6 separate regions of the Homo sapiens genome follow, and regions 1, 3, 4, 5 and 6 are each linked to region 2. The links are chromatin contacts, found by Hi-C or POLR2A ChIA-PET in ENCODE. All regions are on one chromosome and are shown on one strand. The core of a region is the stretch at or near the end of the contact, and the rest is flanking DNA. Distances in the headings are between cores, read along the strand shown.

What was found. Hi-C counts contacts between places; a loop is a spot of excess contacts on that map. ChIA-PET counts read pairs that join two places held with the same protein, here RNA polymerase II (POLR2A). Pooled maps may share reads with other maps.
Region 1: a pooled map shows a loop between it and region 2 (11-fold over the local background). The contact joins the promoter of SIX5 here to the promoter of ZC3H4 in region 2. A Hi-C loop is called at or near these places in 8 of 50 pooled maps. POLR2A ChIA-PET finds 5 or more read pairs at or near these places in 2 of 52 experiments (GM12878 and activated B cell).
Region 3: a pooled map shows a loop between it and region 2 (11-fold over the local background). The contact joins the promoter of SYNGR4 here to the promoter of ZC3H4 in region 2. A Hi-C loop is called at or near these places in 7 of 50 pooled maps. POLR2A ChIA-PET finds 5 or more read pairs at or near these places in 3 of 52 experiments (H1, activated CD4-positive, alpha-beta T cell and activated naive CD8-positive, alpha-beta T cell).
Region 4: a pooled map shows a loop between it and region 2 (31-fold over the local background). The contact joins the promoter of CCDC61 here to the promoter of ZC3H4 in region 2. A Hi-C loop is called at or near these places in 1 of 37 single-sample maps with no recorded cell type and 9 of 50 pooled maps. POLR2A ChIA-PET finds 5 or more read pairs at or near these places in 1 of 52 experiments (MCF 10A).
Region 5: a map of breast epithelium shows a loop between it and region 2 (17-fold over the local background). The contact joins the promoter of SYMPK here to the promoter of ZC3H4 in region 2. A Hi-C loop is called at or near these places in 1 of 168 maps with a recorded cell type or tissue (breast epithelium), 3 of 37 single-sample maps with no recorded cell type and 7 of 50 pooled maps.
Region 6: a pooled map shows a loop between it and region 2 (16-fold over the local background). The contact joins the promoter of LIG1 here to the promoter of ZC3H4 in region 2. A Hi-C loop is called at or near these places in 1 of 37 single-sample maps with no recorded cell type and 7 of 50 pooled maps. POLR2A ChIA-PET finds 5 or more read pairs at or near these places in 1 of 52 experiments (GM10248).

What each region holds. Positions count from the first base shown.
Region 1 is chr19:45,767,871-45,772,340 of GRCh38, forward strand. It overlaps SIX5 (SIX homeobox 5), which reads right to left and starts at 1,382. Exons shown (of 3, transcript NM_175875.5): 1 at 172-1,382. The coding sequence starts at 974. DMPK (DM1 protein kinase) reads right to left here. Exons shown (of 15, transcript NM_004409.5): 11 at 3,901-4,058; 12 at 3,698-3,795; 13 at 3,480-3,526; 14 at 3,101-3,190; 15 at 1,847-2,770. The coding sequence ends at 2,618. It overlaps DM1-AS (DM1 locus antisense RNA), which reads left to right. Exons shown (of 2, transcript NR_147193.1): 1 at 1-261; 2 at 3,620-4,013. RefSeq lists enhancers at 1-360, 1,852-1,931, 2,092-2,201, 2,642-2,721, 3,721-4,278 and silencers at 102-231, 682-901, 1,262-1,801, 1,653-1,837, 2,362-2,521 and 1 more.
Region 2 is chr19:47,110,662-47,115,129 of GRCh38, forward strand. It overlaps ZC3H4 (zinc finger CCCH-type containing 4), which reads right to left and starts at 3,115. Exons shown (of 15, transcript NM_015168.2): 1 at 3,059-3,115; 2 at 1,763-1,928. The coding sequence starts at 1,923. RefSeq lists enhancers at 1,292-2,020, 2,021-2,748, 2,628-2,787, 3,028-3,257 and silencers at 1,388-1,877, 2,128-2,217.
Region 3 is chr19:48,362,638-48,366,811 of GRCh38, forward strand. SYNGR4 (synaptogyrin 4) reads left to right here and starts at 1,730. Exons shown (of 5, transcript NM_012451.4): 1 at 1,730-1,900; 2 at 3,099-3,298. The coding sequence starts at 3,206. It overlaps TMEM143 (transmembrane protein 143), which reads right to left and starts at 1,303. Exons shown (of 8, transcript NM_018273.4): 1 at 1,261-1,303; 2 at 654-894. The coding sequence starts at 1,283. RefSeq lists enhancers at 855-904, 1,385-1,504, 1,875-2,024.
Region 4 is chr19:45,993,765-45,998,101 of GRCh38, forward strand. CCDC61 (coiled-coil domain containing 61) reads left to right here and starts at 1,703. Exons shown (of 14, transcript NM_001267723.2): 1 at 1,703-1,740. RefSeq lists enhancers at 1,061-1,250, 1,641-1,820.
Region 5 is chr19:45,860,647-45,864,857 of GRCh38, forward strand. It overlaps SYMPK (symplekin scaffold protein), which reads right to left and starts at 2,501. Exons shown (of 27, transcript NM_004819.3): 1 at 2,412-2,501. FOXA3 (forkhead box A3) reads left to right here and starts at 3,680. Exons shown (of 2, transcript NM_004497.3): 1 at 3,680-3,879. The coding sequence starts at 3,811. RefSeq lists enhancers at 1,526-2,164, 2,416-2,825 and a silencer at 3,466-3,875.
Region 6 is chr19:48,168,218-48,172,328 of GRCh38, forward strand. LIG1 (DNA ligase 1) reads right to left here and starts at 2,127. Exons shown (of 28, transcript NM_000234.3): 1 at 2,024-2,127. ZSWIM9 (zinc finger SWIM-type containing 9) reads left to right here and starts at 2,463. Exons shown (of 4, transcript NM_199341.4): 1 at 2,463-2,497; 2 at 3,577-3,860. The coding sequence starts at 3,586. RefSeq lists silencers at 1,566-1,635, 1,666-1,715, 2,516-2,655 and an enhancer at 1,609-2,268.

The sequences.
Region 1 (4,470 bases), core at 132-2,631, 1.3 Mb before region 2:
TCCCGTCCACACTTAGTCCCCGCGCCCCGCGGGCGCCTGAGATTGTGAGCTGGTCCCGGGAGATGTCCGAGGACCTCGGCGCGCCGGCCCCAGCAGTGGGCACGGGGGAAGAGGGCTGGTGGACGGGATGTCCCCGGGAGAGCTGGACTTGCGCCGCCCGAGGCCCCTCACCTCTTGCAGGGCGCGCCGCCTCCGGCCCCGGTCCGGTCGCGCTGTCGCCGGTTCTTGAACCAGTTGCTGACCTGCGTGAGCGACAGGCCGGTGAGTGTGGCCAGGCGGCGCTTCTCGTCCGGCGTGGGGTAGCGGTTGCCGCGGTAGCAGGCCTTGAGCGCTGCGCGGGAGCGCTCCTTGAAGCAGTAGACTGTCTCCTCGCCGTCCCAGATGGTCTTGGGCAGCGGGAACTTCTTGCGCAGTCGATACTTGTCCACTGCGCCAAGCGCGCGGCCGCGGGCCCGCTCGGCCTCATGGTAGCGCGCGCGCAGGTAGAGGTCCTGCAGGAAGGCGTGGTGGGCGGCGGGGAAGGGGCGGCTCTCGAGTAGCCGGTAGAGCTCGGCGTACTCGCCCCGCTGGAAGGCCACCAGGGCCCGCGCGCGCAACACCGGGTCGCTGCCACGTAGGCGCTCGGCCGGGGGCAGTGCGCCCAGGAAGCGGCTCAAGCGGCCGGCGTGGCCCGCCTGGAGCAGCGCCTCGCAGACGCACGCCACCTGCTCGGGCGAGAAGCGGAGGCCCGTGGGCGGTTCGGAAGCGGCCTCGGGGGGCGACCCGGGGACGCCCGGGGATCCCGGGCCCTCAGCTCCCGCAGCCGCTGCGCCCGCCCCGGCCCCGGCCGCCGCCGCCGCCTCACCCTCGGCCGCCTGCAAAGTCTGCAAGAGCTGGCGCGCTTCCTCCTCCTCCTCTTCGGTCGCCGCCGCCGCCGCCACCGCCTCCCCCCCAGCCGCCGGCCCCGCGCTCGGCTCCGCAGGCAAGGTAGCCATGTTTTGCAACTTTGGGAAGTTCCTCCCTCCCTCTCTTCCTCCCTCGGGCTTTCCCCAGCCTCCTCCCCCACCTGTCCCCCCTTTTCGCCCCCACTCCCCGCTCTTCTCGATCTTCTTTCTGGCCGACCCTGCGCCCCACGCCGGGAAGGCGAGATCCAGCTCTCCACTCGGGTCTCTGTCCCCTTGTGTGTGTCCGTCCCCCTCCCGTCTGTCTGTGATTCTCCCTTTGTTTTCCCTCCGCCTCTGGCCGCGCTTTCTGCCTCCCCCCAGCGTGTGCTTCTGGCTCAGGGCCTCAGTTTCCCCATCGGGACAACGCAGAAGGTAACGGGCCGTCCAGGAGGACTAAGGGCGCGAAGCCTCCGCCCCGAGACTGAGCTTCTGCACGCCTCCGTCTCCAGGGTCCTCTGCAGGCCCCCACATTCCCCATCTCGGCCTGCGCTCCGCCCCTCGGAATTCCCGGCTCCGCAGGGGGGGCGGGTCTGGCCGGGAGGAGGGGCGGGGAACGGGCTAGAAAGTTTGCAGCAACTTTTCTCGAGCTTGCGTCCCAGGAGCGGATGCGCGTGGCGTGCGCAGGCGCAGTGGAAGGAGGATGGCCGCGCGCGCTGCCAGCCCAGCCCCCTCTTCTCGACGCTCGGTGGCACAGCTGGGCCACAGCTGGGCGGGGGCGGTGCCTCCGGGTGGCCCGCTCGCCCTCCTATTGGCCGGACGCCAAAGCCCCGCCCCGTGGCTTTTCCTCCCCCAACCCTGATTCGGCCGCTTCGCATCCCGCTAGCTCCTCCCAGACCTTCGGCCGCCTCCACACGCCTCCGGATTGGCCCGCTGCGGAGCCTCCGGCCCACAACGCAAACCGCGGACACTGTGGAGTCCAGAGCTTTGGGCAGATGGAGGGCCTTTTATTCGCGAGGGTCGGGGGTGGGGGTCCTAGGTGGGGACAGACAATAAATACCGAGGAATGTCGGGGTCTCAGTGCATCCAAAACGTGGATTGGGGTTGTTGGGGGTCCTGTAGCCTGTCAGCGAGTCGGAGGACGAGGTCAATAAATATCCAAACCGCCGAAGCGGGCGGAGCCGGCTGGGGCTCCGAGAGCAGCGCAAGTGAGGAGGGGGGCGCGGGATCCCCGAAAAAGCGGGTTTGGCAAAAGCAAATTTCCCGAGTAAGCAGGCAGAGATCGCGCCAGACGCTCCCCAGAGCAGGGCGTCATGCACAAGAAAGCTTTGCACTTTGCGAACCAACGATAGGTGGGGGTGCGTGGAGGATGGAACACGGACGGCCCGGCTTGCTGCCTTCCCAGGCCTGCAGTTTGCCCATCCACGTCAGGGCCTCAGCCTGGCCGAAAGAAAGAAATGGTCTGTGATCCCCCCAGCAGCAGCAGCAGCAGCAGCAGCAGCAGCAGCAGCAGCAGCAGCAGCAGCAGCAGCAGCATTCCCGGCTACAAGGACCCTTCGAGCCCCGTTCGCCGGCCGCGGACCCGGCCCCTCCCTCCCCGGCCGCTAGGGGGCGGGCCCGGATCACAGGACTGGAGCTGGGCGGAGACCCACGCTCGGAGCGGTTGTGAACTGGCAGGCGGTGGGCGCGGCTTCTGTGCCGTGCCCCGGGCACTCAGTCTTCCAACGGGGCCCCGGAGTCGAAGACAGTTCTAGGGTTCAGGGAGCGCGGGCGGCTCCTGGGCGGCGCCAGACTGCGGTGAGTTGGCCGGCGTGGGCCACCAACCCAATGCAGCCCAGGGCGGCGGCACGAGACAGAACAACGGCGAACAGGAGCAGGGAAAGCGCCTCCGATAGGCCAGGCCTAGGGACCTGCGGGGAGAGGGCGAGGTCAACACCCGGCATGGGCCTCTGATTGGCTCCTGGGACTCGCCCCGCCTACGCCCATAGGTGGGCCCGCACTCTTCCCTGCGCCCCGCCCCCGCCCCAACAGCCTACAGCTGTTGTTAGTCCACTCGCACGCCTCGAATCCCGTCCGAACTCGTCATTGGCTGCTTCCTAGCGGCCTGTGTTGATTGGCTGCCCGAAGATCCGCCCTCCTGCCGTGGGCCCAGCCCCGCAAATGCGCAGCTAAGCGGGTGGCAAGGGGCGGGTGGAGCGCGGGGCGCGACGGCGGAGGGGGGCGTGGGCAGCCGGACGTACCCTGGCAGGGAGCAGCAGGTGGCGGCGGTGCATGGGGCCTGGCCCCACCAGCGGGCACTGGCCCACAGCCACGGCCGGGGGGCCATCTAGCTGGAGAGAGAAGGGACAGGTGACCCGATCGGAGCCCAGCCCAGCCCTCAGCGGTGGGGCGAGAGACAGCGAGGGGAATCGAGGTTGGGGAGGTTATCTAGGGAGATCCCGGAGGGAATCTGGTGAGGCCTGAACGGAGGGAGATCTGGGGCTGAATAAAGGGCTTCTGCCCTCTAAAGTCGCAAAGACGTAGGGTGAGCCCTATATCTGGACGGGGAGACCAGGAGCCAGGGAGGGGATCTGCAGAATGGGCAGCAGGTCTGAGGCAGGGGAAAGAGAGGGGTCTTACATGGGAAGGTGGATCCGTGGCCCGGGGACTGGGGACCCCCGTGACAGCTGGAAGGAGAAGAAAGAGGCATAGGGCGCGTGGAGGGGCGAAGGAGGGCGGTGGCGCGGCGTGCCCCAGCGTGGGTCCCTTCCCTCCTCCAGGTGTCTATACACGCCCCGCGGAGCAGACGGCCCACCTCCTCCCGGTCCTCCGGGGAAGGGGACACATGAGGGACTCACCTGTGGCTCCCTCTGCCTGCAGCAACTCCATCCGCTCCTGCAACTGCCGGACGTGTGCCTCTAGGTCCCGGTTCCGAGCCTCTGCCTCGCGTAGTTGACTGTGGGGAGGTAAGGACGGTGAGTCCGTCCGGGCCGGACGAGAGGGGATGCCAAGGGTTGCCACCGGCCCGCATCCCGGCCCCGGCCCCGGCCCCGATCCCGACCTGGCGAAGTTCTGGTTGTCCGTGCGGATGGCCTCCATCTCCCGGCTCAGGCTCTGCCGGGTGAGCACCTCCTCCTCCAGGGCTTCCTGGAGCTCCCGCAGCGTCACCTCGGCCTCAGCCTCTGCCGCAGGGACAGCCGCTGGAACTGCCACTTCAGCCTGTGTATGGGGACCAGGCTTAAGGCTGCCTGTGGCTCCTGGAAGACTCAGGACTTGGGCACTGGTTCCAGGCTAGGAATCCTTGTTTATCCCCTACTCCTCCGTCCCCTCAACATTTCTGGAATCCCCATAGCTCCTGCAATGATCCAAGCCCCCTCCCTTCCCTACCTCCCTCAGCCCCATCCCTGAGTCTGGTCCTCTAAATCTACACAGGGACCAGAGGGCTGGTGCTCAAACACTAACACAACCTATGTCCCTCTGCTGCTCAAAATCCCTCCAGCTCCCTAATGCCCTCACGACAAAAGGCCTTGCTGGGTTTTGTTTCCTGCTGGCCTCTCCAGCCTTCTCAGGAATGATTCAGCCAAACTACCTTTCAGGAACAAATCAGGATTCCCACCTGCCCAAGGCCTTT
Region 2 (4,468 bases), core at 1,865-4,364:
ACACTTCTGACATAAGAGAACTCCTTAGAGGTCGAATAAAGCGTGTAAGCACCTTTGAGTAATGCACCTGCCCCCGGAGAGGGGGCCCGGAAGCCCAACGAGGGCTTAGCGAACAGACCTTTGCTAATCTGTTTATTTCCTTGAACTGGAGTCGGGCTGCGATGGGCTGCGATTCCCAGGACGATACATTTAATTAGAACAAAACAGAAAAAAAAAATGTTGTAAAAGCTCACCAAACTGCTGCACTTGTGTCTCTGAATGTGGGTGGCATTTCTTTTAAAAGGCAAAGTATGGTCTGTGAAGGAGAAAGGGGAAAGGGGAGGTGGGAGTGGGGAGAAGGGGTCGTACGTACAGCCTGGCAAGGGAAGCCCTGGCTGAGACCCCCCGGCTAAGGAAGGGTCCTCAGCGGCTCCCCAGCCAGGGCTGCGACGGAGTAGCCATCTGTCCAGAGCGTTCTCTTCCCCTCTCCACCCCCATTCCCTCCAAGACTCGCTTTCCTGCCGGCTGAAACCCACCGTCCGTGTCCAAACCTACTCTCCAGCCGCCTCTTCTCTCGCCCCACCAGGAAACAGTGGGCGAACCCTGCACCCCAACTCCTTCTGCTCGAGCAGGGGAAGGAAACGGGGCCCCAACCTCGCCCTGAAACGCGCCGGGCTGACCCCATTATCACCCGCCAGCCAGAGAAGGGCGTGGGGGGCCCGCGTTTCGGACTTAATAAAGAGAAGGGGGCGCTTCCTTTAACGCCCTGCCAAAGCACAAGGAAATCTCCTTTTCTCTCCCGGAAGAGACGGTGCCCCATTTTACCCCGACAGAGGGGGGAACCCCAGGAGAAAGCGCGGGACCAACTTCCTCTCCCTACAAGGCAGGGAAACCAAACCTTACCCCCGCAAAACAAGGCTGAGAATCCTCCCTCACGTCACCTACCTACGAAAAGCGAGAGGACCCCTGCCCTTTAGCAAAAACACGGGGAAGAGTCTTCTCTAAAAAAATAGGCTGGGGTTTTCATCAAAAGGGCTGGAGATGCATCTCCCCCCTCCCCAATTCGGCCTTCTAGGGGATAGCTAAAAAACACCCCCCGCCAAAAAATACAAGTGCTATAGAGCACCCACCCAAATGACCCCCAATTACAAGGATGGAGAAGGGACCTGAATGAACCCCCACCTTCTGCCTCCTAAGCTAAAGTACCTATCATCCAAGTAGGACAGGGTGTGCCTCCCCCAGGAGAAAGGATACTGCCGGGGGCTGGGAGACCCCCAACCCCAAACCCCTAAGAGCGGGGCTGTTGTTCGAGATCCCCCCAAAAAGGGTCCGGAGCCCCTCCCCCATCCCCTTCCCCGAAGCCAGGCGACGGGCAAGCGGGCCCGTAGCTGCCAGCTCCGGGCGCAGGGGCAGCCAGGACCCCCGTGGGTCTCCGCAGCACCCCCCACGGCGCCCCCTCCCCAGGACAGGCGGACGGGCGCGGGGGGTCCGAGGGGCGCCTCCTCACCTTCCCCTCAGCATGGCGCCCAAAAAAGACAGAGCGAGAGCGAGGGAGAGCGGGCGAGCGCCGCGAGGGGGGGGAAACGCATGAGGCCGGGAGAGAAAGCAAGCGAGAAAGAGCGAGCGAGCAAGCGATCGAGAGACACCCACCGACCCCGCCCTTCCTCCTCCTCCTCCTCCTCCTCCTCCTCCGCGGCCCGGCCCAACATGGCGGCCGCCCCCCTTCCTCCTCCTCCTCTTCCTCCCCCCGGGGACGCAGCCCCGGCCCAACCGGGGGCCTGACCTGTCGTCAGGGAGCGGGAGGCGGTGGTGGAGGAGGTGCGGGGTGGCCGGGCGGGCGTCGGGGGAACACGGAGGAGGCGAAGGCGTTGATGGCGGCGGCGGCGATGGCGGCGGCGGCGACTCTGATGGCGGCGGCGGGGGGGTCCCGGGCGCGGCCTCCATAGTTCCTTTGGGGGGGAGGGGATGTTAATGCACGAAAAAGGACTGCTTGGGCGTGGCGGGAGGGGCACACTTAAGCTCGGAGGGCTCCTGATGGGAATGGGGTATATATTTTTTCGGTTTCGGAATCACCTCTGCGCTGACCTCCGCGTAGGCCGCACGGCCTAGGCCTCGGAGGGCCGCTCGCCGCCTGCTTTCTCCGCAGCCCACCCTTGCGGTCACTCGCTCACTGGCGCGGGGCCCTCATAGGGGCGAGAGCCCCCCCCCCACGCACCCCCGGGGGGCGGGACACCCGGGAGACACGGACACTGGTGGGTGGTTGGGTGTAATTAGCGCGGGCCGCGCGCGATGGAGCAAGCGAAGGGTAAGGGGAGAAGAGGAGAGCGAGCGAGGGGGGTGGGGGGTTAAAAAGAAAAAAAGGATTTGAGGGAGAGAGGGAACGGGCCGCGGAGACGGGCCGACTGTCTCCCTTCTCTGCCCGCCCTGGGTGCCCCGGCTGCCCGGCCCCCGCCGCAATCAGGAATTGACACAAAATGGCGGCTCGGCCCGAACCAGCCTAGAGGCTGAGGCGGGAGGAAGGGTGAGATGGGAGGGGGAACTGAGAGGCGGAGGCGGAGGCCGTGTCACGTGCAGGAGAGGGGTAGAGACCGCTTGCCCGAAGGCCGGCGGAAAGAGCCGAAGGCAAAGGGCGAGGCCGAGGGGAGGCGGAAATAGCCGAAAGGAGCTGAGCAGGAGCGAGGAGGCGACGGGGGAGAGCCAGAAAGAGCTGAAGGTGGTGATATGGGTGGGGCTAGAGAGAGCATGAGAAACCTAGGGGAGCCATAAATAGCCTAAGCCGATCGGGACCGGGGAAGGAGGAGAAACTGAGACGGTCCGGAAAGAGCCGAAAGCGGTGTCCGGGTGGGTGGCAGGAGGTGGAAACAGCCGAAAGAAAAGCAGCCAGGGTAATGCGATTAAGAGAATGAGCTGAACGGGCGGGGCTGAAGGGGAGAATAAACGACTTTCAGGAATTCGCCGGAGAGCAAGAGGGAAAAACCGAAAATTGCTAGTTTGAAGGAAGGCGGGAAGAGCCAATAGTTTTAGGTGGGAGAATGGGAGGGAAGGAATTCAGGCTACGGAGAGGGAAAAAAAAAATAACCGAAAGCTGGAGGCCAGGTGCCGAGAGTCGGAGGTTTCCGGAGAAGCGATGAAGCCCAGCCAGCCCGGAGGTGACGTCACTCGACAACCCAGTCGATGATGTCATCATTGGATGCGAGAGGGGCGGGGCTTGGTAGTCCCTCAGGGGAGTTTAAGGACCTGGGGTGTAGGACCCATGGAAGGCTCTCAAATAGCAGAGCTAGAAACACTGGCCGGTGTCGTAGACTGTACAAACAAAATCTTTTGACCCTCATAACCGTCCTAACATAAGCTGCTGCTATTCCCATTTGCAGACTGAAGTTCGGTGTTTTAAGTAATCGGTTCACGGTCATAGGATTAGTTCTAAAAAGCACAGCAAGATTTTTTTTTTAAGAGACAGAGTCTTGCTCTGTCGCCCAGACTGCAGTGCTGTGACACGATCATACCTCACTGTAACCTCGAATCCAGGGATCTTCCTTAAATACTTGTTAGCTCTTTCTACAGTGCCAGTCCCTGTGATGGAGCATGGGAACAGTTTCTGTCTTCATGGAACTTAACCGATAATGCCCCAAGGGAGAGAAACAGAGTTAAAGAATAAAGGGGGTGGGTGGAGTGTTAGAGGAGGGTCTTGTAATTGTTCTTTTAGGCTGGTACATGAAAAAGAAGAGATGGTTCCAGGCAGAAGAAATACCTTATTTCAGGCGGGGCGATGTTGCTCACGCCTGTAATCCTAGCACTTTGGGATGCCGGGGCGGGCGGATCGCTTGAGCTCGGGTTGGAGACCAGCCTGACGAACATGGTAAAACCCCTTCTCTACTAAAAATACAAAAATTAGCAGGACATGATGGCTCACACCTGTAGTCCCAGCTGCTCGGGATGTTGAAGAGGGAGAATCGCCCGATCCCGGGAGGTCGCGAGGCTGCAGTGAGCCGAGATTATGCCACTGCACTCCAGCCTGGGCAACAGAGTGAGACTCTTGTCTCAAAAAAAAAAGAAAAGAAATACCTTATTTCAGGCCCTGACAAAGCAAAGACCACTTAGATTCCAGGAAGAGAGAAAAACCGTGTCAACAGTGATAAATCTGGAGACAGAGGCACCATGTGACTTCCTGGTATATTGATCCTACTTTTTTTTTTTTTTTTTTGAGGCAGAGTCTCGCTCTGTCGCCCAGGCTGGAGTGCAGTGGCGCGGATCTCGGCTCACTGCAAGCTCCGCCTCCCGGGTTCACGCCATTCTCCTGCCTCAGCCTCCCAAGTAGCTGGGACTACAGGCGCCCGCCACCACGCCCAGCTGATTTTTTGTATTTTTAGTAGAGACGGCGTTTCACCGCGTTAGCCAGGATGGTCTTGATCTCCTGACCTCGTGATCCGCCCGCCTCGGCCTCTCAAAGTGCTGGGATTACGGGCGTCAGCCACCGCGCCCAGCGGATCCT
Region 3 (4,174 bases), core at 480-2,979, 1.3 Mb after region 2:
ATGAGGTGAATATGGCACCCAAGGGTGCAAAATTTAACGGGGCACTCACTCTTAGGGTCAAGCGAGTGCCCTACTTGCCTAACCCTAGTCCTGGGCCAGCTCTGGAGTCAGACCACTTTGGTTCAAATCTAAGCCACTATGTTGTGGCCTTGGGTAAGTCACTTTCCTTCCCTATGCTTCCATTATCTCATCTGTAAAATGGGGATGATGGTGGTATCTCTCTTACTGATGATTCAACAATACATGAAAAATGTCTGGCACAGTGCCATGGAGTCAGAGCTCAAATTGTGTGATAATAATTATGATTACAGCGTTGTGACTTTATAGGTACAATTATTATCAGGTAGTAGAAATAGTAATGATGAGGATGATTACTATACCCATCTTAAAGAGGGAAAAACCATGCCCCAGAGAGTGCCTGTTCAAGCCCTCAGAACAAGCCAGAGTTGGGAATGGATGCTGCGTCTGCATCTCGGAGACCTGGCTCCTGCATTCCAGCTCATCTCCCGCCCACTAGGGAAACACGAAGGGACCCGGGAACTACAACTCCCAGGAGGCGCCAGGGCAGCTCTCTGCAGCAACTAGGGCCCTGCCGCCGCGAAGCCTGCTGGGAGCCGTAGTCCCCAGGCTCTTGGGCCTGGGACAGGCGGTACCTGTATTAGGAGGCGGAGCAGCTGCTCCTTGGAGAAGGGAATGAAGCGCTCGCGGTACTGCTGGGCCCAGTCGCGGGGCTCCCTGGGGTTCCACATCTTGCGATACTCCCCCATTTTGGCTGCCAGCGATGAGAGGGCCCGGGGGGGCCCGAGGAGCGCGGGCAACAGTGGCCATACTCGGACCCTGGACCCCCAGACCCCCCGGGTCACATGCAGCATGGCTAGACCCTTTCCCCGGAGCCTAAACAGAGGAAAATGGGCAGGGGTCAAAGGCCATCTAGAGGAAAAGCGCCCTCTCCACCTCCACGTCCCACCCTCCAGAAGCCGTCTCTACCCCAGGCAGGGCGCAGAGCCCATCCGCTCGCCTCAAAGCCCCTGTTGCCTGTCCCCTTCCCACACTGCTCAGTTGGCCTGGGTCCCAGACAGGGGTCAGAGGTCTTAGGTTCTGGGGCGTTTTTCAGGCCCAGAGACCCTGTAGTGGTACAACGTTTCTTTGGGGTCTAGACAGCGAGGTAGATCTTAGGAGAGCAGGAAATGCTCGTAAAGGTTACCTAGGGGGTGCAGGGCCGCCCTCCCTGGCCATGCAATCCCCCGATTTCTCCCTCACCTTAGCCAAAGCTCGACTGTCATTGAGCCTCCTGCGCATGTGCAGGAGGGCGTCCTGGGCTCCCGAGGTTCGGCTTCACCCAGCAGTAAAACGCATGCGCAAAGCTTCGGTCAATGCGGGCTGTCCATTTCTCACCGCCGACTCCCTACATCAACTACGCATGCGTTGCCTGCCTTTCTCCACCGCCGGCCTCGTTTGGGCGCGACGCATGCGCCGCAGGAGTGTCTCCTTGTCAGCTTGCTACAAAGGGAAGGGGCGGTGTGGACGCGAGACTCCCTAGAGGGATGGGGCGGGGTAGGGCTCCCGCGCGCAGTCCGCCAACGGCGCGCAGTCCAACGTTCGCCGAGGCCACGCCCCGGCTCGTGTCAGCTCCTGAGTAGGCGGAAAGAGGGAGGGGGCGGGACTTGGGCGCAGCCAATCAGCTGTGGAGGAGCGAAAAGGCGGGAAAAAGCGGAACCAAAAGAAGGCTGAGGTGGCGCTAGGGACCAGGAGGGGTGGGGGTGGCGAAAGGAAGGGCGGGCCCTCAGGTGACGCAGATTGGCCCTCCAGAGAAGGGGCGGCCCCTTCTCAGGTGCCGTCACCCCCAAACCTCAGCACTGCCATTCCAGGTCCTTAAAGGGGAGACCGCGATTCTAAGAAGGTAGCCCAGTGCCGGGGCGTGGCCTCATTCTGAGGTTCCCCACAAATCCGAGGTCCCGACTCCCAGCTTGAGGAGGTGCACTTCCGTGAAAATGGAGCTGAATTCGAAAGGGAGGCCCTTATTCTGGGAAATGGCCCCAAGTGACAAGGACAGCCTGAAATATGCCCTGAGATACCTGGGTTCTCCACGAAGGGTGCTGTCACCCCCAAACCTGAAAGGGATTATTCGGTTTCAGACCTCCCAGGGGCTCTGATCTCAATGGCCGCACCCCCTAGTCCCCAGAAAGTCCCACCTGTGTCCTCTCACAGAAGGACCCAGTCCCTCTGCAGGCCCTTCAGCTCCTGGGTCACAAGACGTGGTCCCCAAATATCCCAGCCCTCCCCTGCACTCCACCTCTGGGATCCCTGACAGCCCTCTCGCCCAACAACCCCCTCAGCCCACATTCCTGACTTCTGGAACCTGAAGCAGCCCCTTCACTTATGTCCCCCACTCCTGGGACCCCCAGAATCACCCTCACCCCAGGCCCTCACCTCTCTGGAATCCTCCATAGACCCCCTTAACCCACACCTCAACCCAGGGGACCCTTAGCGACTCTCTCATCCTGCACCTCCACCTCTGTGACCCCTGGCAGCCCTCCCCACACGACACCTTGCCTGGGACCCCTAGTATCCCCATCCTATGCCCCCCTCTCCTGGGACCCCCAGAAAGCTCCCTCACCACACACAACCCCATTCCTGGGAACCCCCAGCACCCGCATCCTATGTCCCCCACTTCAGGGACCCCTAGCAGCCCTCTCCACACAACACCTTTCCTGGGACCCCCCAGAACCCCCATCCTATGCCTCCCACTTCTGGGACCCCTAGTAGCCCCCTCACCACACAACCCCATTCCTGGGACCCCCAGCACCCCCATCCTATGCCCCCCACTCCTGGGGCCCACAGAAGCCCCCTCAGCACACACAACCTCATTCCCTGGGACCCACCTGCACCCCCATCCTACGTCCCCGACTTCTGGGGCCCCTGACAGCCCATTCACCCCACACCCTGACTCCTAAGAGGCTCAGCAGTCCCCTCACCCCACACAACTCCATTCCGGGGACCCCCCCCATCCCCACCCCATGTCCCCCAATCCTGGGGCCCCCAACAGCCCTTCCACCCCGTGCCCCTGACTGGCATCCCCCATCTGTGTCATCCCACAGCAGCCAAGCCCAGGGCTGGCCTGAAGCCCCCGGACGGCAGTGCCCAGCAGGCAGCGCCCAGCACCCTGGCTCCCACCTCCCAGTGGCCCCAAAGGAAAACAGCTGCCATGCACATCCCCAAAAGCCTCCAGGAGCTGGCCAACAGCGAAGCCGTGCAGTTTCTGAGAAGGCCCAAGACCATCACGCGGGTCTTCGAAGGGGTGAGGCCCTCCCATGGCCCGACTGTGCCCCTGGGTGACAGGAGCCAGGAGCTCTCAACTCCCAGACACAGTGCGGGAGATGGGAGGACAAGGAAGGGGTCAGACGGGGAAACAAGACAACGGAGCAAATGCTGACACCACCTTTTCCTGAGCACCCCACTATAGGCCCTATGCTATTGAGGCACTGATGGACTCTCATAGTAAGGAACAGCCCTCACAGTAGGTGCTGCAAGTCCCATCTCTGAGATAACAAAACTAGGGCTTAGAAAAGTTAAGTAAATTTTTTTTCTTTGAAACAATCTTAATTAGCCAGGCATAGTGGCACACACCTGTAATCCTAGCTACTGAGGAGGCTGAGGCAGGAGAATCACTCGAACCCGGGTGGTGGAGTTTGCAGTGAGTGGAGATCATACCACTGCACTCCAGCCCAGGCAACAGAGCCAGACTCCATCTCAAAAAAAAAAAAAAGAAAAAAGAAAAGAAAGAAACAGTTTCGCTCTGTTGCCCAGGCTGGAGTGCAAAAAGCAGTGGCGTGATCTCCGCTCACTGGAACTCCACCTCCTGGGTTCAAGCGATTCTCCTGCCTCAGCTTCCCAAGTAGCTGGGATTACAGGTGTGCGCCACTGCGCCTGGCTAATTTTTGTATTTTTAGTAGAGATGGGGTTTCGCCATGTTGGCCAGGCTGGCCTCAAACTCCTGACGTCAAGTGTTCTGCCCACCTCAGCCTCCCAAAGTGCTGGGATTATAGGTGTCAGCCACCGCGCCCAGCCTAAGTAAATTTTTTAAATCTGGGATGTCCAGTGGGGTAGCCACAGCCACATGTGGCTACCTCACTTTGCACTAATTAAAATAAAAGTCCATTCTTCACTCACAGTG
Region 4 (4,337 bases), core at 453-2,952, 1.1 Mb before region 2:
GAGGCTGAGGTGGGAGGACTGCTTGAACTCAGGAGTTCGAGACCAGCCTGGGCAACATAGTGAAACCCCATGTGTACTAAAAATAAATTAAAAAAAAATTAGCCAGATGTGATGGCGTGTGCCTGTAGTACCAGCTACCTGGGAGGGTAAGGCAGGAGGATCACTTCAGCTCAGGAGTTCAAGGCTGCAGTGAGCCATGAACATGCCACTGCACTCCAGCCCAGCGATGAAGCGAGACCCTGTCTCAGCAAACAAAGAAACCAACAAACAAAAAATTGAAAGTATTGAGCCAGAAGTTAGTCTGTGGAAACATTTTCCAAAACATAGTTAACATGTGAATGAAACTTTATGAAAGTTTTTCTTTTTTTTTTTTTGGAGGTGGCATCTCACTCTGTTGCCCAGGCTGGCGTGCAGTGGCACGATCTTGGCTCACTGCAACCTCCGCCTCCCGAGTTCAAGTGATTCTCCTGCCTCAGCCTCCTGAGTAGCTGGGATTACAGGCGTCCGCTACTGCGCCCAGCTAATTTTTTATATTTTTAGTAGAGACAGGGTTTCACCAGGTGGTTCAGGCTGGTCTCGAACTCCTGACCTCGTGATTCCCAAAGTGCTGGGATTACAGGTGTGAGCCACCGCGCCTGGCCAGAAGTTTTTCTAGATTTCCAAAAGACTTCAATAACATCACCAATACTGATTTGTGAAGCTGAAACTTGTTCTAAATTATAATGAATTTTTAAAAAGTTCCATCAACCACGCTAGAGGAAAGATAACTTACTTTTCTCTTTGTAGACAAGGATATTGTGAAACATGCAGCTGAAAAAGTAGGAAACATCACAGAGGTGTGTCAGGCAGAAAATTAATAAAAACATTACGTTATCCTTTGGGATTTTGCAATGTTTGTGGTATTTGGCTCTTTTAAATATGTAATTTGTTATTATTTCATATTCTAAGTAAACTTTCATGTCAGTTTTTTTTTTTCTTTAAACTTTATTTTCCTTTCTTAAAGAGGTCCCTCCTCCCCCATCCCCGCGCTCAATTCCTTTAGCTGGATCCTTCCAGTTCATGACTGATCGGTTTAAAATATGGGTCGTTCAAAAGCCGTGTGAACCCGGGCTAGTGGCTATACCTCTCTGAGACTGTTTTCTTAGTGGTAAAATGGAAATCATAATAACTTTGCAGGGCTGTTATAAAGTTTAAATAAGCCAAGTCCTGCAAAATGCTTAGTGCAGGTTTGGAATGCACCAAGCGATGACAAATCTCAACCTGTCTTTATGCTGAGACCACTCCCCAGTTTCCGGAGCCGCGGCCACTATCTCCCCATGCGCATGCACACCCGGCTCTCCCTTCCAGGCCCTCCCCACCACGTGGGCGCGGCCTACCCTCCCGCAGGGGGTAATAGGTGGAGTCAAGGGGCTACTTCCGGGATTCTTTCCCTTCCACTCTGGGGAACAACCTTTTTGTATGACTGGCAGCATTATTAGCCAGTAGTGATTAGAGAAGAGCCCGACGTTAGGTGCCTCCCCCAACCCATTTGGGACAGCCTCTTCTTAGTTAGCCAATTGGAAGTTTTGGAGGGCGGGTTCTCCTCTGGGGGAGGGACAGAGTGATGGGCGTCTCTTTTGGCTAATGGAAACTTGGCTGCTGGTAAGCTGTGACCAATCAGAAGCGAGAACGCCGGATCCTGGGGCGGGGCTGGAGCTTCGTCAGTTGAACCGCTCGCGAGGAGGGTTGCTAGTGGAGAAGGTGAGAGGCCGCGGGAGTGGCGGTTGCGCGGGCCGTGGTGGAGGTCTTAGGTGGAGGGGAAGGGGCTTCTCTCGGGGGAGAGTGGGCTGCGGTGGGCAGCTGACCTGGCCTTGTAGGAATCGGGAGGGAGGGTGCCCTTTAACAAGGGTAGGCGCTTGATTGAGGGGTTGTGAGGCTGAGCGCAGCATGTGAGTTGGGGGTGATCTGTATATCGCAGGAGGGTCTTCAATGGGGAAAGTTGTAAAGCAGGAGACAGCAGATGGTAAAATATAGAGACGTCCTTGGAATGCAGCGTGGCGATTTAGTAGGAGGTTTTAAGGCAGAGGGTTATTACAGCGCACTATGCTTTACAAGCTTTGATTTGGGTGAAAGTCGTGGGAAGAAGCAATATTGAGGAAGGGAGGGAAGGAGACCTCCAGGGATGAGCATGTACTTTAAAGAGATGTGAAGCCCTATTATGCCTGTGGCGTTTGCTATGTGCTGTGCACCTGCCAAGTGTTTTAGGTGAATTAACTCTTAAACTTACTCTACTGATGGTTAAGAATGTGGGCTCTGGCGTCGGGTTGAATCCCGAATTTGAATCCTGGCTCTGCCACTGATCATTACTGTGGCTTTGGGCCAGTTGTTTAACCCTTCTGTGCCTCAGCTTCATCATCAGTAGAATGACATCATCTCTGTCTATACCATTGGCTAGCTTCACCCTCTTTATCTAATGAGAACTCCCACGTGTGTATTTCCAGCCTGGATCTCTGCCCTGAACTCCAGACTCATATCATGGCCGACTCTTCTCTCTTTGGAAGTTCATCTGACATTCAGACATAAACTTGTCCCAAACCAATCTTGCGATTTCTTCCTTTCAACCTCCAAACCCAGTTGATGGGACATTCATCCTGCCAGGTACTAAGATCAAGAAGCTTGGAGTGTTCTTTTTTTTTTTTTTTTGAGACAGAGTTTCGCTCTTGTAGCCCAGGCTGGAGTGCAATGGCGCGATCTTGGCTCACTGAAACCTCCACTTCCCAGATTCAAGGGAATTACAGGCGCCCGCCACCACACCCAGCTAATTGTTTGTATTTTTAGTAGAGAAGGGGTTTCACTATGTTGGCCAGGTTGGTCTTGAACTCGTGACCTCAGGTGATCCACCCGCCTCAGCCTCCCAAAGTGTTGGGATTACAGGCGTGAGCCACCGTGCCTGGCTAGCTTGGAGTCTTCTTCACTTCTCCCTTTTGTCTTACTTATATATGGTCTAGCAGATCGCATTAGCTCTGTCTTCAAAACACATCCAGAATCCAACCATGCCTCACCAGCTCCTTTGCTACCACTCTGGCCTCAGTTTGTCTCCTGCTCTTACCTGGTTTGTTGCAGTGGCCTTCCAGGTGGGCTCTCTGCCTCTCACTGTTAGGGGGATACTAGTAGAACAGAAGTCAGGTCAGGTTGTTTCTCCTTTCAAACCCTCTCCTGGCTCCCACATTACACTGCAAAAGTCTTCACCATATCCACGAGGCCCCAACCTATTGGGTTCCTCCTCCTCCCTCCCCTCAACTCCCATCACTTCTCTCATTCCCCTGGCTCACTCTGCTGCAGCCACCCTGGCCTCCCCGCTGTCATTTGAACATAGCGAACACATTGCCATCTCAGGGCCTTTGTACTCGCTGTCCCTGAACGCACTGCCACCTCAGGGCCTTTGTACTCGCTGTCCTGTCCTTCTGGATCAGGTCTTTTCAGGTGTCTGTGTGGCTTCTTCCACACCTCTTTCAGGTCTCCGCTCAGACGTCAGCTTCACAACCAGGCATTTGCTAAAGTACTACTCAAGCTAAAATAACTCCTGTCACTGTATGGCCCTTCACTTGGCTTTATTTTTCTTCATAACACCACTACCTGATATAGATTATTATTATTATTTTTTTTGAGATGGACTCTTGCGGGTCACCCAGGCTGGAGTGCAGTGGCGCGATCTCGGCTCACGGTAGCCTCCACCTCCTGGGTTCAAGTGATTCTCCTGCCTCAGCCTCCCAACTAGCTGGGATTACAGGTGTATGCCAGCATGCCCAGCTAATTTTTACATTTTTAGTAGAGACGGGGTTTTGCCATGTTGGCCAGGGTGGTCTCAAACTCCTGACCTCAGGTGATCCACCCACCTCAGCCTCCCAAAGTGCTGAGATTACAGGCGTGAGCCACTGCGCTGGGCCTATTATTATTTTTTGAGATAGAGTCTCTCTCTGTCACCCAGGCTGGAGTGCAGTGGCCTCATCTCAGCTCACTACAACCTACGCCTCCCAAGTTCAAGTGATTCTCCTGTTTCAGCCTCCCAAGTAGCTGGAACTACAGGCATATGCCACCACGCCTGGCTAATTTTTGTAATTTTAGCAGAGATGGGGTTTCACCATCTTGGCCAGGCTGGTTTCGAACTCCTGACCTCAAGTGATCTGCCCACCTCAGCCTCCCAAAGTGCTGAGATTACAGGCGTGAGTCACTGTGCCCGGTCCTCACATCAATTACTGTTGGTTTATATCCACTGGGCTTCTTGGACCTCCCCACTAGAGTGTTTGACTCCATGTGAATATGGAACCCAGCACCTAGAAGAGCACATGGTGTTTAAA
Region 5 (4,211 bases), core at 1,251-3,750, 1.3 Mb before region 2:
ATTTTTTGTTTTTTTGAGACAGGGTGTCACTCTGTTGCCCAAGCTGGAGTGCAGTGCCGCAATCTCAGCTCACCGCAATCTCTGCCTCCCGGGCTCAGGCGATCCTCCTACCTCATTTTCCCAAGTAGCTGAGACTACAGGCGAATCCCCATTTAATTTTTGTACTTTCTGTAGAGAAGGGTTTCGCCATGTTGCCCAGGCTGGGAGTTAGTATTTTTAATTTTCATTTTACAGATGAGGAAACTGAAGACCAGGGAGGTAAAGTGACCTGACCAAAGGCATATAGCTTGTAAGAGGCAGAGTCAGCAGCATGGCTGCATATCTTCCTTACCACTATGCTACAGTACTGTTTATCTGAAAGGAATTGTTTTTTACCCCCAGGTCTGTTTACGTAAGCCAAGGATCCTGGCCACCAGACAACCGGCATGGCATGCCGTCCCCAGTCAAAACATAAAAAAAACAGGCCGGGCATGGTGGCTCACACCTGTAATCCCAACACCACTGCACTCCAGCCTGGGCGACAGAATGAGACTCTGCCTCAAAAAATAAAATAAAATAAAATAAAACCCCATAATAAACATTTCCACTTTTTTCATGATAATACATTCAGATCAACCAAAATATTTTACCCTGTTTCATTCTTCTTCTGCTTTTTGGTTTATGCTTTCAGTTTTGTTTTGTTCTTTTTTAAACACACATACACAAAATTCTCCTGCAGGAGCTAGATTTTATGCAAAAAAAGGAAAAAAAATGAAAATAAAAAAACCCATATATACATATTTCCCTTTCATTTACAAAAAGAGCATACACAGGGCCGGGAGCGGTGACTCACGCCTGTAATCCCAGCACTTCGGGAGGCGGAGGCAGGTGGATCACGAGGTCAGGAGTTCAAGACCAGCCTGACCAACATGGTGAAACCCCATCTCTACTAAAAATACAAAAATTAGCCAGGCGTGGTGGTGTGCCTGTAATCCCAGCTACCTGGGAGGCTGAGGCAGGCGAATTGCTTGAACCTGGAAGGCAGAGGTTGCAGTGAGCCGAGATCACGCCACTGCACTCCAGCCTGGGTGACAGAGTGAGACTCTGTCTCAAAAAAAAAAAAAAGGAGCCTACACAGGCCGAGTTTGGTGGCTCAGGCCTGTAATCCCTGCACTTTGGAAGGCTGAGGTGGGCAGATCACTTGAGGTCAGGAGTTCAAGACCAGCCTGGCCAACACAGAGAAACCCCGTCTCTACTAAAAATATAAAAATTACCTGGGTGTGGTGGGGCACGTTTGTAATCCCAGCTACTCGAGAGGCTGGGGTGGGAGAATCACTTGAACCAGGGAGGTGGAGGTTGCAGTGAACTGGGATCGTGCCAGCCTGGGCGACAGAGTGAGACCCTGTCTCAAAAAAAAAAAAAAAGAAAAAGCATATACAATAAACACCAACCTCCACTTCACTTGTTTTCCCTTAATATATGTTGGAGGCCACTATATCAGTGTATAGAGATTTTCATCATTTCCTTTTATCTACCTCATTCCTTTTTAGAGTTGCATAGTATTTTTTATGTGGATGTATTATAGTTTCTTTCAGCCAATCTTCTTATTTAAGAACATTTGGGATGCGTGTAGCCTTTTGCTATGATGAACAGTATCACTGTTTCCCCTTCCCTCTCGATGTACTCGTTAAGAAGTGGTACCCTGCCCCACTGCTACCTAGGAATCTGATGACTACCCTGTTTCCCCAAACTGGCTCTAGGAGTATCTTTTATTCCTTCAACGAACATTAGCTGGGCGTCTCCGGCGTGATTGGCGCTGTGCTGAGAACACAGTGGCGACAGAGACAAACCTAGTCCCTACCTTCATGGAACACACGGTCATAGACATCATAAAACAGCACACAGATAAGAGTCGGATAACAAATTAGACCACACGTGACATGAAGGAACACGGACCGACAAAAGCATTTAACAGGCGGATTTCTGGATGGAGGGCAGGGAAGGAGGGCTTCGCAGAGGAAGTGACGTTGGTGCCGAGACCCGAAGGATGAAATGGGAGTTAGCCAAGCCGAATGGGTAAAAGGATGTTGCAGGCAGAAGGGACAGCCTGTGCAAAATCCCCGAAGCGGGAAAGCGCATGGCAAGTTTAAGGAACCGAAAGGCCAGGGCGGCTGTTAGAGGTGGGGGAAAAAGCAAAGAGGCCGAGTCGAAGCAAGCGAGGTCTGCGGGGCGGTGGCGCCCGGGGGGCCACGTTGGAACTTTGCCTCGAGGGCACTAGGGAGCCAAGGAAGGGTCCTGAGCAAGGGAAGAAACATGGGTCGCGAAAGCCACTGTTCCCCTCTCCCCACGGCGATGCCCTCCCCGCCCGAGCCCCTGCTTCTTTAGGAGCCTCCTCCTTTCGTCTCCGGGCCCAAACGCCGCCTCCCGCTCACCGCAGCTCTGGCCTCCGTTCCCCTCGCGCCCCCTCAGCAGTGCCTCTTCCTACACTCCGCCGCCGCCGCCGCCGCCATCTTCCGTTCGTCGCCGGGAACGGTGCGCACGCGCCACACACCCAGGGCCGCCGGGAAATGGAGTCCAGAGCACAGCCCGACCCCGCCCATGCCTCGTCCCGTGCGAGCGGCATTCTGCCCGCCTCCATACTACGGCGAGCAGACCCTTCATTTCCGGCTCTGGGTCCGGCTAGGCCTTCTGGGAAATGTAGTCCCTTCGGAGGCACCGGGCGGAAAGGGAGCTAGAGCATTCTGGGAAATGGAGTTCTCAGTGGTGCTGAGTCCCTGGACGGCTGGCTGGTCTTGGAGAGTGCGGAGTTCGGGCAGCGAAGCTCCTGGGTCTTGGAGGGGAGGTGGTCTGTTGCCCTAGTGGGGTCTGCGGAGAGGCCCCGATCCCCTCCATCTTTGTTCTTGACCCTTTCAACAGTCTGAAGCATTTCTTTTTCTTTTCTTTTCTTTCTTTCTTTTTTTTTGGAAACGGAGTCCCGCTCTCTCTCCCAGGCTGGACTGCAGTGGCGCGATCTCGGCTCACTGCAACCTCCGCTTCCTAGGTTCAAACGATTCTCCTGCCTCAGCCTCCCGAATAGCTGGGATAACAGGCACGCACCATCACGCCTAGCTAGTTGTTGTATTTTTAATAGAGATGGGGTTTCACCCTGTTGGCCAGGCTGGTCTCAAACTCCTGACCTCAAGTGATTCGTCCGCCCGCCTCGGCCTCCTGCAGTGCTGGAATTACAGGCGTGAGCCACCGCGCCCGGCCAAGTTAAGCATTTCTAGCCGTCGGAAGCCTCAGTCTTCCTGTCTGTCCAATGGGGATGTGATTTCGGGGACCTTTTACGGGTCCTTGTAGTCGCATAGTGGCCCTAGCGTTCTGATTCCCCTTTCTTCCGCCACGGTCATGCAGGGCTCTGGCTCTTCGTCCTCTCCTGCCGAGATGATGAAGCCCCCTGAGGTAGAAAGGCTCCAGAGTTCTGACCTCGGGGCCCTTGGTATCTGCAGCGTCGCTGCGGGCAGCTCCCTCACTCCTGAATCACCCCCAGCTGTCGCGTCCTGGGGCTGCGGCCCCCGGCGCCTGAGGTCTGTCTCCTGGCGATCCCGCAGGGGGCGCCCCAGTCCGAGCGCGCCGCCCTCGGGGAGGCGGGAGGGGAGCCCGGGGCGGGCGAGGGCGGGGGTGTCCCGGCTATAAAGCGTGGCCGCCTCCCGCGGCGCTCGGGACAGCCGTACCCCGGGCGGTCGGACGGGCGGGCGCCGGTGGGAGCTCGGGCCGTGCCCGCTGAGAGATCCAGAGCGCTCCGTTCCCCCGGGGCCGGAGCGGGGGCGGGTGGGGGCGTAAGCCCGGGGGATGCTGGGCTCAGTGAAGATGGAGGCCCATGACCTGGCCGAGTGGAGCTACTACCCGGAGGCGGGCGAGGTGTGTCCTCGGGGATGGCGGAGCGGGAAGTTGGGGGCAGGTATCGGGGTGTGGGCTCACATGGAGCAGGGACTGGTTGTGGGTTCAAATGGAGGCAAAGGCGTCTACTTGGGCAGCTGAGGAACTGGGAACACGGAGACCAGGTGTGGAAGTCGGGGACCGGGGACGAGGCATGGATGGGAGCGCTGTTTGGGCAGCCTCGCCGCGGCCAGGGCTTAAAAATGGAAGTCAGGAAAATTTAGCCAAGGGTCGGGTCACACCTTAAACTTGGGAGCCGGGTGTTGGAGCCCCAAAAAGCAAGGGATTTATATGTACAAACCAAAGATAGGAAT
Region 6 (4,111 bases), core at 877-3,376, 1.1 Mb after region 2:
TTACTGGGAAGCCTACTCTATGCCTGACAGGCTGATCACATTCTCAAATACCCTCAATCCTCAAGTCAGCCCTCCAAGACAGGTGAGATCATCCCCACTTTATAGATGAAGGTAATGAGGACAGAGGAACATAGCTGGGGTTCAGGCAAGGCTTCAAAACCCGGTGTGGCTGGCTCCAAAGCCCACGTTCCTTTCTCCTTACCACGGTACTCAAGGCTGGCTTCTCAACTCTGTGTACTGCTGAGTTGGGGGGAACAAACTGGTTGATGCCTCTGGAGGACCACCTGGCGTCTCTATCGGAACGGCAACCCCACTTCTGTGTATTTGGCCCACAGAGACCCTCACAGGTGGACCAAGTGAGGCACAAAGTTACCTGCTGCAGCACTAACTGTAATGAGAGAAGACTGGAAACTGGTGGAATGTCTACCCTTAGGGAACTGGTTCCCTCATTACTGGAATACCATATGGTAGAATATTGTTCAGGGTTAAAATTAAATGAATGATGGATAAAAGGTATAGGAGTTTTTTGGGGGGATGATAAAAATATCCTAAAATCGATTATGGTAATAACTGCACAACTCAGCGCATACACTGAAAACCACTGACTTGTACACTTTAAATGGGCACTTTAAATACACTGAAATACACTTTAAATACACTGAAAACCGCTGACTTGTACATTTTAAATGGGCAAAATTGTACACTTTAAATGGGCAAACTGTATAATTGTGAATTATATCTCAATAAAGCGGTTACCAAAATGAAGAGATAATGACAGGAAAAATATCAAGTAAGGATGAAACAGTACTCAGTAATAAAAAGAAACGAAGCACTGATACAAGCAACAACTTGGGTGGACCTCCAGGGCATTGTGCAGAGTAGAAAAAAGGTAACATCCTAATAATATATGATTCCATTTACATAACAATCTCCGAATGACAAAACTAGAGATGGTGAACACATTAGCGGTTGCCAGGGGCCTGGGGAGGAGTTCTTATGTGGAGAGGGAACTGTTCTATATCACAATTACGATGGGGGTTACACAAATCTATACAAGGAATCAAGCTGCACGGGCACACAGATGCACAATCACACTCACACCACACAAACTGGTGAAAACTGAACAAGGTCTGTAATCTAGTTAACAGAACTGTATTGATGTCAATTTCCTGGTTTCGATATTGGGACTACATAAGATGTCACCATTAGGGGAAGATGGATATACTCTTTTCACAACTTCCTTGAATCTATAATTATTTCAAAATAAAAAGTAAAAACAAGAGGTAAGCTCCATCCCTTTATCAAGCATACATTAGGCCAGACGTCTCCCCATTCAGATGATTCTCCATCTTTTACGAGCCCTTTACCTAGACCTGGACCTTACCACTGACCTCTCCCTGACACCACCCATCTCCCTCCAGTAGGGCCCACTCCTTCCAGGTGATGCTGCTGCCCGCGATTTACCTTCTTCTAGCCCCGCCCCCTCAGCACTTCCAGGTGGCCCCCGCCCCCTCAGCACTTCCGGTTCCCAGCCAGCCCCACCCTTGGCACCTCCCCCTTCCAGGTGGCCCCGCCCACACGCAATCTTTTCCCCGGCCCCGCCCCTTAGCTCCCTTCAGCCCCTCCCCCTCCCAGATAGCCCCGCCCCCTCGGGGGGCCTTCCGATTTCCAGCTGGCCCCGCCCACACAGTTTTCCCCCCCCCGGCCCCGCCCCTCAGTTCCATTTGGCCTCTCCCCTTTCCAGGTGAACTCGCACCTCAAGGCCTCTTCTCAGAGGACCTGTCCAACTGTCTCTGTCTCTCGTCTACCCTCTACCTGGCCCCCCTCCCTCTGGGAGACACCTCTCTGCACTCTCCGGCGGCCCGCAGCCCGCGCTCTTCCGTCTCCACCGCGCTCTCGGCAGCCTCAGCGTCCCCACGCCCACTCCTCTGCAGACACCCCGACATGGCGAAGCATAGGCCCCAAGCATTCGGCGCACCCGCCGCCCTCCGCCTCCCATCTGCTTGCGGACGGCCCCACTTGCCTTGCGTTGGTCCCGCGCGCCGCTGCCCGGGCAACACACTCAGATCCGCCAGGCGCGCCTCTGCAGTCCCAAGTTCGCGCCACGGCATTCGCGCGCAGACGTCTGCGGGCGGGGGCGGGGCAGAGCCTAGGGGCGGGACCTGGGCACCGTCCGCACCGCCGCCGTCGCGCGGAGGACACTGGGAGTCGTAGTCTCCCGAATGGGAGGAGGGCGGGAAAAGGGGTGAAGTGGGGCGAGCCCTCCCGCAGAGCACACTGGGAAAATGCCCGCGCTTTCCCTCGCCCTGGATGAGCGGGTGTGGCTGAGGGTCTGAGGAGTGACTGGCAGGGAAAGAGGAGGAATCGGTGGAAGCGCCCCCGCGAGGCACGGCGGGAAGAGAGGCGGGAGACCGCGCGGGGCATCCCGGGAGCAAGGGCCGGGCCAGGCCTGGGCGCGGGGCATTGTGGGAGGTGGACGCCGCTCCGGGGCGGGTAGGTGAGTGGGGAGGGGCGGGAAGGGTGCACATCTTGGGGAGGGGAGAGGCACAGCTAGGTGGGACGGCGGGGCTGGAAGGTGCCGCAGCGGGCGGGGAGGGGGGGAGTAGGAGGGTCGGGAGCGGGCTGGATGGGGCTGCTCGAGGGGAGACGCGCAGCTGGACGTGGGGGGAGCATCTGGGGTGAAGGAGCCCATCCGAGGACGAGGGGCCATGTCTAGAACGAAGATGCATATTGCGGGGGATGGTGGATGTAACTGGGAGGAGGGGCCCACAGCTGGACTGGGGGCCGCATCTGAGGAGGAGGGGACCACAGGTGAATACTGGTGACACTTCCGAGGAGAACTAGCCACAAGTGGGGCACACACCTGTAGGCGAAGCGTGGATAACTGCATGTGGGGAGTACATCTGGAGATGAGAGTGTCTCAGGGAAGCCCCAGCTACAGCTGCATGTGGCGAGCCATAGGGTCATAATCGGGGGAAGGGGCAACAGCTGCACGCCAGAGGCACATCTGGGGAGTGCGGAGCCACAGGTGCATGAAGCATGTGACCGGGTGAGGGGTCCGTGGCCTGGATGTGGGAGCACATCTGGAGATGGAGCGTCTTTGGAGGGGTTACAGCCAACTGTTGGCACATGGAAGGAGGAGTTCCAGATGAATACGAGAGTTAGAAGTTACTCTTGGGTGAGAGACACAGCTGGAAGGGGAGGAGGTTTTAGCTGGAATTTGAGAACACATTTGAGGAGATGTCCTTAAGGGACATCTGAGCTTAAGGGTCGTATTTTGGGAGGAGAGATTCCAACTGTACCTAAGGGTCACATCTGCGGAGGAGGAGACGAGTTGGAATTAGGAATCAAGATGACAGGCTCCAAGTGAACCAGGGATAAGGCGGTGGGAGGAGGCCAAAGATAGGATGGAGGTTGATATTTATATATTTGGAGAAAAACAGGCACGTCCGACCCCGGGCTACCCACCTCGATAGAGGCACCAGCAACCGACGGGGCAGGCCAAGAATGGAGTAGATGAGATACCCCGGGTGGGAATGGGTCTGATATCCACCTGTTCTCCCCTCCTCCACGCAGGCCCCCAGGATGGAGCGGCCGGAGCCCCCACCCGGCACGGCTGCGGGGCAGGAGGAGCAGGAGCTGCGGGAGCGGGCCTTCTTCTCGTGGGCCGAGTTCAGCCGCTTCTTCGACGCGTGGTGCCAGCAGCGGCTGGCGCTCTTCTTCGTCAAGAGCTCCATGCACCTGGCGCGCTGCCGCTGGGCCAGTGCGCCCCCGCTCTACACGCTCATCGACGTGCTCAAGTACAGCTACGTGCGGCTTGTGTGCAAGGACGTGCGTGCGCCCAGCCGGCCCGCCGTGGGGTGCGTGAACCTGAGCCGCTGTCCTGCTGGGGGGAAGGGGAGCACCGGGGGTGGGTGTGGGTGGGAGACGGGCAGAGAACACCCCACCCAGAGATGCAGAGGGGGAGAGGCCAACTGAGGCAGCCAAATACACCTTGCAGAGAGGCGGGAGTCAAGGAGGGACATGTACTGAGAGAAGAAGAGGAGCTAGAGAGACAAAGATACTCACGGAGCAAGAGATGGTGTGGGCCCGACTTACAGACTTTTTTTTT